2 separate regions of the Homo sapiens genome follow, and region 2 is linked to region 1. The links are chromatin loops, found by intact Hi-C in ENCODE. Cell type or tissue: mammary epithelial cell. All regions are shown on one strand.

What was found. Hi-C counts contacts between places; a loop is a spot of excess contacts. Peaks named below come from ENCODE experiments on the same cell type or tissue, not always from the same donor. Only the 100,000 strongest peaks of a DNase experiment are listed, where the experiment ranks them.
Region 2: it touches region 1 in a loop (4-fold over the local background); 5 of 110 quality-filtered maps call a loop at or near these places.

What each region holds. Positions count from the first base shown.
Region 1 is chr4:121,459,926-121,464,925 of GRCh38, reverse strand. The region is part of intron 1 of LOC107986309 (a long non-coding RNA gene); the gene reads right to left. Among named protein-coding and RNA genes, the nearest start is that of QRFPR, 81 kb to the right of the region's middle. RefSeq lists a silencer at 2,083-2,132. In mammary epithelial cell, a CTCF peak has its summit at 2,055 (motif pointing left); a DNase peak (open chromatin) is centred at 2,055.
Region 2 is chr4:121,371,495-121,376,494 of GRCh38, reverse strand. The region is part of intron 1 of QRFPR (pyroglutamylated RFamide peptide receptor); the gene reads left to right. Among named protein-coding and RNA genes, the nearest start is that of QRFPR, 7.0 kb to the left of the region's middle. In mammary epithelial cell, no CTCF peak of the experiment used is centred here; DNase peaks (open chromatin) are centred at 1,024 and 2,474; H3K27ac peaks cover 2,874 bases.

The DNA.
Region 1 (5,000 bases):
GCTGTTTTTCTTTTTTTCTGGTGGCTGAGGCTCTTCACCTGAGAGCTCATTCCCGCCACCTCCTCCACAAATATGCACATTCTGAGTTTATCGTGTTTGAGAGGGACTGAGGTTTGGCTTCCTTAGACACATTGCCTGACACAGTAGCCCATTTAAAAATTTCCCAATTTGGAGAAAAATGAATTTACAGGCCCAAATAACAAAGTTTTTGATAACTACAACTATTTCAAAACAAATATGACATATTAGATCACAAATTCCATCAGAAACAGAAATATTAAAACAGATGGACCAAGAATTTAAAATTAAGCTAAAAAACAATGCTAGACGAGATTAGGGACACATCACTAATATGAAAGAAGGACAAAGAAACATAAAAAAGGATCAAACACAAATATTAGGTATAAAATCACAATATCTGAAGTAAAAGACATCTTGAACAGGCTATACAACAAAATGGATACAGTTAAGAAACAAATTAATAAATTGAAAGATCAGATTTGGGGAATTTCCTTGAAGGAGGGAACAAAAGAAAGAAAAATATGTATTTTTTAAATTTAGCAGTACTTATATCTGGGTAGTAGAAATCTCAGAAAGAGGGAGAAATAAAAATGGGGAGGGGGTAATACTTGAAGGCATAATGGAGAAAATTTCCTGGAATAAAAAAATAAGATGCAGACCCTCAGATTGAAGAGATCATTTAAAGACGAAGATGATAAAGGAAAAGCCACACTTAGACAAATTACAGTACAATTTAGGACCTCAAAGACAAACAAAAAATCCTAAAAGTTGATAGAGAAAAGGCGGATTGCATAAAAAAGAAAGAAGCAGCAAATTTCTATCAGAATTCAAAAAAATAAACAACTGGAAGCAAGAAGACTATCGTGTCTTTTCAAAGAATTAAAGGAAAAGAAATCTGAACTTAGAATGATATGTCCAAACTGTCATCCAAAGATCAGAGCATAATAAAAAATATTCTCAGAAATACAAAGCATCAGCAGCTGAGACCTTCACTGAAAATAGTTTTTGATGAAGTACTAAAATAAGAGATTATTAAAATCCGGGAGAATGAGAAGACAGAATAATACCTAATGTATTTTACCTGATAAAGTTTGTTATCTATAAAATAAATATCTAAGACCAAGAAAAATAAGAAATGTATTTGTAATAACAGAATTAAAAGACTAGAAAATATCAACATGATGAGTATTAGGGTAGAAAGGGAAACAAAGAGATGTCCAATTGAACCATTGTTCTTTACTTATTGTGGTGTCAGTATAAATATCAGCATTTCTTTTTAAATGTAAGAAAGAATTCAAAAGAAACAGAAAATGGGAGTCCATTGAAATATGTCCATCTATATCTGATTCTCTTTCCTTACAGGGACAGAGTAAGGATTCTGTCCCTCTCACTCTTTAAAGTTAGTCCTGTAGCTTGCTAGGACAATGTAACGAGCACAAAAGCCACATGTATCACTTCTAGACAAAACCTTTTTATTTTCATTGAGACACTGTCATTTCCTTTTCACTGCTTCAGAAATTGATAAGGCTCATGTTGAAGCTTGGTTAGCCTGGGAACCTGAGTGGCTATGATGAGCAAAGCCCCACTGCCAAACCTTCTTGGCAGCAAATAAACTCAAGGTGCAAATGAGGTCTTGGGAGTTGGTTGTTACTGCATTATAACTGAGCCCCTACTAACAGAGATGTCTGGGTCTGTTTCGAGAACATTTTTTACCCATTTATTTCTATTCTTAAGGGCTGATCACAGAAAAAAAAAATGGGATGTGTTACGAGGTCCTCTCCCTGTATGAATCAGGTACCTGAATCAGGTAATCAATTACCTGATTCCGAGACTGCCTGGTGGTATGTTGGACTATATCTAGCAATTCTTTAGATGCCTTTTCTAGAAGTGAGTTATCCCTGAGCCAAAGGGTGCCAGTGGATATCTACCCTTAATAACTAAAGTGCAAAGAAGTTGAAACAACTAGAAATACAACAGTACGTGCTTTGTTTATGAGATGCAACAGGTCTTTGAACAAGTTCCTCTTTGAACAAGTGCCCTCTAGCGGGGATGCTAAGAGCTAAAGGAGGAAGTGAGCTATTGTTTCCAAACTGAGAAGGTGCCAAAGGCAAGACAGGATGCATTCTTAGGGTCTGCTCACCAGATAACTGCTGAAAGAAATCACCAGGAGATTTTGCTGCTTGTGAGATTACTTGCTGCTAAAAGCAATTGCTTAAGAGTATTACTGGAGATGTTTAGCTGGTGTCTGTATCTCAAACTTTAATGTTCATGTGAATTGCCTGGGAATCCTGTTAAATTCAGACTAATTCAGTCCATTTGGGATGAGGGTGGAACAAAACTGAATGGTTCTAACAAGCTTCCAAGTAATGCCAAAGCTGCTGGTTCTCTGATTGCACTTTGAGTAGCAAGGAGCTAACATAATTGTTCTCAACCATGGCTGCATATTAGGATCATCTGGAGAACTTTGAAAATGCTGATGTCTGGATACCATCCTCATATGTTTTGATTTAATTGGTCTAGGAGTGGCCCAGGGCCAGGGTCTTTAGGCAACACTAATATGTTGCCAAGGGTCAGAATGACTGAGCTAAAACCTGCGGCTCCTTCTAATGAGCACAGCATCAAGGACACAGCTGGACATTAGTCCCCACTGTTATCCATAGGAGAAGGTAGAGATTCTTAGTACTTTAAAAACAAAAATAATAATTATAATTAGAGGTTATCATTTCCTGAACACTTATTATATGTCAACAACTCTACAAATTACATTAATTCTCTAATTTAATTGTTACAAATGTTATAGGGTAGGTACCTTTACTAATTCTATGTATAGGTGAGGAAATTGGGGTTCAGAGAGGCTATGTAAATTGCCCAAGTTCTTATAGCAACTAAATTAATAATGTGGAGGTAACGCCAGGCAATCTAACGCTAGAGCCCTTACACTTAGTCACTACACTGCTCAGTGTTTTGTAGTGAAGAAAATGGATAATCATTTTCTCTAGGAAACACCACGGAAACAAGCCCATAAGCTCTGGGTGGGAACTCAAATAAAGACTCTACAGAGAAGCTCTAAATACCAATTAGGTCATTGTGGGAAAGTGAGAAATCTCACACAATGAGCATTTTTTTGAACTACATGTCTATCCTTGTATGGAATATGTGCATTTAGTCTCCCTCCAGATATTTCTGCTCCTGTCTATTTACCTCTTTCCAGGTGATGTTTCCAGAATATCTGTTCCTAGTTATTTGGGGAAGAAGGTTTGGTTCTCATATACACTTGAGTGAGAGCAGGCTGCAGGGTGAATCTCTGAGGTCACCTTGCCCCTGCCAGTCTCAGGTATCTGGTCACCCTATAGCTTCTCTCAAGCTAGAGCTTCTCAATGAACTGTGCTGCTTCTGTGGGCCCTGGTGGAGACAGTGTAGGACAGGAAGGGTGCACCACCCTTCCCATAAGCAGGCACAATGCCCACTGACTGTCCATTAACTTCCAAAGCACCATTGCCCAACACAAGGCTGGCACAGGAAACAGATTCTACCAGGTAACTATTGAAGAATAACTAGAAGAGATTACAACAGTGGGGGGAATAACCTAACATTTGATGCTAAATAGCATTCTTTCTCAGAAGCCAAGGGAAAGGAAAAGGTAAATGCTTCCAGGATGTCTTCTCATAGGCATAACCATTTTACAGTCTTAGGGTTCCCCTCCTTTGCCTCTCTTCAAAAAGATAATCTCCTCTTCAGTTTCACAGAATAAATCCTCTCTAACTACAGGAAAACCTTATTTCCCACCCTAGAATTCTTTTCCTAGGGTGCTTTCCCTCTCCCCTTACTGCTAACCAGGACAATGGGACTCAATATCTATGGCTGCCCCCTTCTCAGAGGCTGGGTTCCTCTTTTGAAAACACATGGGGCTGCACCTTTGGTGGTCAGGTGCAGCCTCTGTCCTCTGCTGGTGGGACTCCAATATGTGTCGTTGCCTGCTTCCATGGCCTTGCAGATTCACTCCTGGTCTCCTGTGGTAGGTAACATCCCTGCACCAATTTCCACCTCTCCTTCCCCCTGTCTCTCTCTCAGGCACTGAGACACACCCCAATATCTCAAGGACAAACAATGCCTTGGAGAGACAGTGTAAACAACAGCGAGACAAAGGAAAGCACCTTCCTGGTGGGCTCTTCTACCTGCTAATTACTTACAGGGAGTCATATATAAACATTTCACTGCCCAAATAATGAGATCCTTGTCCACAAAATGATGCATGGTGGTTTCAGTTCTTTTTTTCCTCACCCTTTCCAGCTTCTCAGCATAATAAGCAATGCCTATAACAGAACTTAACCAAGAGTCTCCTTTTTCTGAGACACTGCTGCCCTTCATTAGAAGACAAAGCAATGCTGTAACATATGATAACACTGCTTTTCCTGCCAGTACCTTAGCTTTGAGGATGCAGCTCAGAGAAGGAAGGCACATTCGAACCGTCTCTGTACTAGCCTTTTTGGAATAGGGCATACTTCAATTTTACTGTAGCCCTGAGAAGATGCACGGTAAAAAAAAATAATCAAAGTCTTTAGTATCAGAGAGACAAGGGTTGAAGCTTCCATTCTTTATTTACTAGCTCTGGGACCTTGGACAACGTACTTAACCTTTCGATTTTCTTACCTAAAATGGGTTAATACTTTTGCCTTATTAGATATGAGGACTAAATAAAATATGCATACAATTTAGCTGGTATATAGTTGATAAACATAAATAATAGTGTCCTTCCTTATCCCTTCTAACTTCTGGGATATTTCTAAATATTTATTTTGGGGGTATGCATATGTGGAATTCTTTGTGTTCTTATAGCAGCATTCTGATACAAAATCAAATCAGACTAAACAATTTACTGGAATCATCCTTTTTAACCCTTACAAGAACCCTATGGAATTGGTGCTAATATAATCCCTATTTCACAGATAAAGGAATTGAGGTTAAGGCAACACGCCCCA
Region 2 (5,000 bases), 88 kb after region 1:
ACATTGAGTTTTCTTTTGTACACTGCTGGGACCATGAATAATAGGTGAGGCAAAGTGTAGCCACAAACATGTTTTTACATGAATTACACTAAAGTTGGAAAGAGATACAGCTGATCCACAGCATCTAAGTGTGCCCAGCATGGAGGCAAGCTGACATTCAATTCCTTTCATCCACCTTACCATCATTGCCTTATTGGCTTACCTTTGATCTACCAGTTGACTCACTCTCTACTCCCCAGGACTCCTTCCAACATGGAGCTAGCAGAAGTGGCGATTCTCTGCACCCAAATATTATAAATGGCACATGTTTATGAGTTTTTTGTTACTCATATGAGGGTGGAGTTGCTCTGCCATGGCCCTTTCCTTTAGGAAAGTTTTGTCTCTGTTCTCTTCTCTGATTTACTGGGCTAGACTGCAGAAGTGGATTTGTCCATTGCCTCCTTAGGGCCACCAAATTTACCTGTCCTTATCTGCAGCCTGTTCCTCCTCATTTTGTTTTGTTTTTTCCTCCTTTTTATCTTTTTCTTCACAATGTCCAAATGCTCCTCCAAATTCACTCACTGAACATGTTCTGTTTCTTCCAGCTAAATACAGAACTGATTTTGCTTGTGACCAGTGCTGCAGAACACCACTCTCTTCTCTAAGTTTCCATGAACTAGTCTTTTTTTGCCTCTTTGTTTCCTTTATGTCCCTATCTCTGTATTTTCTGCCTTTTGAGAGTTCTCAATCTTTCTCTTATTTTGCGAGTAAGTGTCCACTGAAGCTTAGCATGCAACCTCTTTTCTTTCATCATCAATTTCTGCATAGAGGCTATAGTCATGACTCTCACTTCTTTGCTGATGGTTCTGAAATAGTATCTAATCAATATCATAAGCCATGGTCTTTCACCTGATCTGAAGACTTGGCACTTACACATGAATATATTACCAGCATCTCTCATTCTCTCATGGTATCTTGTTCCTCTGCCCAAAGTCTAAAGTATTATTAATGGCACTATGAGTCATTCCTGTATTCAGCATTTCTTGGGTATTTCCTGTGTGCACTGGGATATTGCAGGTATTGAGAAAGCTGTGTTTCTGTGGAAAAGCCAAGTTTCCATTAGACTAAGAAGGGGGAGGAAGCATTCAAAGAAGTAATGGAGAATGCAGGGCATTTTGTAGATGTCAGGGTTCCAGAGCACACAGTGCAAGTATTGAGGAGTAGGGAGCTTGAATCAGATTAGGGGATGTTCACAGTCTGATGGGTTTGAGTCCAAAGTTGAGGGATAGGCTGGGAGAGAATGGGACTCGTGGTAGCTGAGGTAAATGAAAACTTAAGGCATAGGAATGTTAATTCTGAACACTTCCCAGGAGGAGACAGAAAATCAGTTCTAATGCTAGCCTGCTTTATGACTCTAAGCATTAAGAAGATGAAATGGGGAGTGTTTGGGGTGTGCCTGGAGTAGTGGCCTTGCTAGGATCCTGCTGGGTTCTGTATCCACTTTCATCCTGCTGTGGATTCCGGCACAGCCAGAGGGAGGATGGTCTCCTCAGGTGCACACACAGCTCTGCAGCACTCCCCCAAATCCTGCCGTGGGCAGTGAAAAGAATTTTCTAGCAGTGGCTGGCAAATTGACTAAAAGCAATTCCAAAAAAAAGGAGTTTGAAATATATTCTAAGTAATGGCAGCATCGTTGGGGGAAGTACACATTCATGCACTTTTACTATCTTTGAAGAGTATTAGGGTAAGAAAACACAGAAAATTAATTTTCTCAGCAGCTGATATGAGAATTCCTCTTAGAGTGGTAATGCTCAATCTTGGCAACATGTAGTAAATCATCTGGGAGTTTTTTAAAACACAGATGCCTGGTTCCTACCCCTGGAGATTCTGATTTAATTGGTCTGATTATAATTGGTATGGAGTTTTCAAAAGTTCCCAAAGTTAGAAAAGTTATAATTTGCAGCCAAAGTTGAAAGCCACTGATGTAGTGTAAATGCTGACAGCACCAGGAGTTCCCCAAGTTAGAAAAGTTATAATTTGCAGCCAAGATTTAAAATCATTGATGTAGTGTAAATGCTGACAGCTCCAGGACTCAGGCTGATATGAAGATTAAAAGAAATAATAGATGTAAACACTTTTTAAAAAAGTATAGTGCCTACCCCATGTACCAGCTCAATATAGCTATTATATATTTAAAAAATAGCAATGGCAGTCAGAATGCTTAGAAAATGCAAAAGTAGATTATATTAACTGGAGTCCAACAAGGAGCTCAGAGGCAATTCTTCCGTTTTCTGCAGCCTATTGCGTCTTTACTAAAGCCCTTAACGTTTTTAGAGTCTTTCAAGATGAATTTGGAAAGGATTCAAAAATGGTGAAAAGATTGGAATATAAGACATACAAAGAAATATAAGAAGAATTATTCTCTTGCCTGGAGAATAGAACTTTAGTTATAAATTAGCACACCTCACCACAAAGGTTTTTCAGTCTATTTTGCCCAGGGCCACAGCGGATGTGGGCGGGTAACAGAATGGTAGTAGGCGAAGCTCCAAGCTTCATTATAACAGCTCCTGTCTCTCTTTTTAAGAATTAGAATTTTGCATGACTTTATATGAAAAATGAAAGGATTTAACTGGAAGGAAAGGAGGGAGAGAAAGAAAGCACTCACTGTACACAACATGAAATGTTAGGGTGTGTTTTTAGAGATTGAGAGCTGATACATTGTGAAATGAATTAAAGGAGGTTGTTGAACTTCATTTAGTGAAAAGATCTTAATTTTGAGGGCCAATTCAGAACAGAGAGCTTAACCTGGAACTTCTTCGGTCCCATTTTATTATTCAATCAGTGACTAGAAAACATCAGTTACATGTGTTATATAATTTTTTTCTATGATATTTCAGAAATTTTAGAGTTCTTGGGGAAATTTACATATGGTAAGATTGGTGTAAAATCAACAGTATTGTGGGGCTTAAAAAGTCAACAGAAATGATAAAAGCTATTGATGAAGAATAGTCTTTTTAAAATAAGGAAGTATTAAAAAAGATGTAAATTAAACAGAGGTCCAACAGCAACAGTAGTTTGGAAATAAAGTCAGGAATTATGCTGTGGACAGCCTCTGGTTGATCTTTCCTAGAATCAATTACGTGCACACTTTGAGAAGAAAAGATGCTGTAGGTCACTAAATTTTTTTGGTAGGTGAGAGAGTGGCAGTAACAGCAACAGCATTTATGTAAAAGATTCTCTCTACTTAGGACAAGAACAGTTTACATTTAAAATAATGACAAGGATTTAGCAGTAAGAAAGTTTTAAATATTTCACTGTGCACTTAGGAGGCATAAAATGAATTCCCTTTTAGTTTGCTTTTCTAAAACATAACTATTCTTTGATAAGTTGTTGATTTATTAGGATTCTTGTTTGTGGGAAGAGAAGCCCAACTTAAATTACCTTAAGAAAAAAAAGGGAATATTCTACCTCTGCAACTGAAAAGGTCAGAGTTAGGGCTGGTTTTAGGCATAACTGGATTAAGGTCTTCAACAGTGATCATCCTCCCCCTCGGCGGCCAGCTCCACTTCCCTCTGTGTTGTGGTTTCATTCTAGAGCTGTCTTTTGCCCAAGTGTGAAAGATGACCCCAGGAGCTATAAGCTTACATTTTCTTTAAAACTCCCTGTCTCAAACCAAGTGTCCATCGATGGACAAATGGATATACAAAATATGCTGTGTATACACACAGTGGAATATCACTCAGGCATGAAAGGGAATGAAGTTCTGATACTTACTACAACATGGATGAACTTTGAAAGCATTATGCTCAGTTAAATAAGCCAGACACAAGAGGACAAATGTTGTGTGATTCTACTTACATGAACTATTTAGAATAAGCAAAGTCATAGAGACAGAAAAGGTACTAATGTTACCAGGGGCTATGGGGAGGGCAGAGTGGGGAGTTATTGCTTAATGCTTAGATTTCTGTTTGGGGTTATGAAAAAGTTTTTGAAACAGATAGTGGTGTTCATTGCACGACACTGTGAATGTGATTAATGCCACTGAATCATACACTTAAAAATGGCTAAAATCATAAATTTTATGTTAGATATATTCTACCACAATAAAAAATTCTAGAACAAAAAATAAAACTTTTTATCTCAGGAAATGAGAGAGAATACTTCCCGGTAGTTGCAGAAAATTCTGGAAGGATTCTAGCCAGTTTGGCCTTGCTGTCTTACCCATAGAACTAATCACGCACCTCAGGGAGCGCCATCGTCACTCCTATTCAAACACCCAGAGATACCCCCTACAGCAGGAAGAAAAGCCTATTGAGGAGCCACTGTGAGGCAGTTTCTTATCCCTGTCTTGTGGGAGACTGACCTTCTCTTATCTATCTCCCGTTTGGTTTCCGTTGAGTGTAAGACTTCCCTCCTTTCTCCCCACCTTGCTCCCACTTAAGGTTCAGCTACAGTCTTTTGTGTAAGTCTGTACAATTTCTTGGCCGTGGTTTAAGGGTTGCTCCTCCCCAGCAGGGCAACCCATTGCCCATACTGTCAGTCATCTTGCTCTTCAAGGCTCAGTGTCTTCCTGTGTTGATCTTGCCTTTGGCATCTGTGCAAGTAATAAACTTCCTGAATCCATTGATGCTCATTGTCTCCTTACTAACTGAATCAATGGAAGTGTGACAAGCTAACAACTGTAGTAGTGACACTTGGGACCCTGTTAGCCACTAAGCCCCTTGGAAAGGCTTGACTGCTTAGCATGAAGTTCTTCCATAGGAAGGTACTCAGGGTAGATATGTTTAGCAGAGTTGGCCATTTATGTCTAGTGGAGTGAGTCAACTTACAGGGACTAAAGCTCCCCGATCATATGTCTTCCCATAAGGCCAAGCCCTGCACTAGGTTTCTCAGGACCAAGCTGAACCAGAGTTCTGAGTGGCTCTTCCTTGTCTGCCTTTCCTGGTCTGGGATGGAGTGCTGGGATCTCCCTCTGCTGCTCCCATCTCATTTATTGATATATACTCCCCAGTGGACCAACT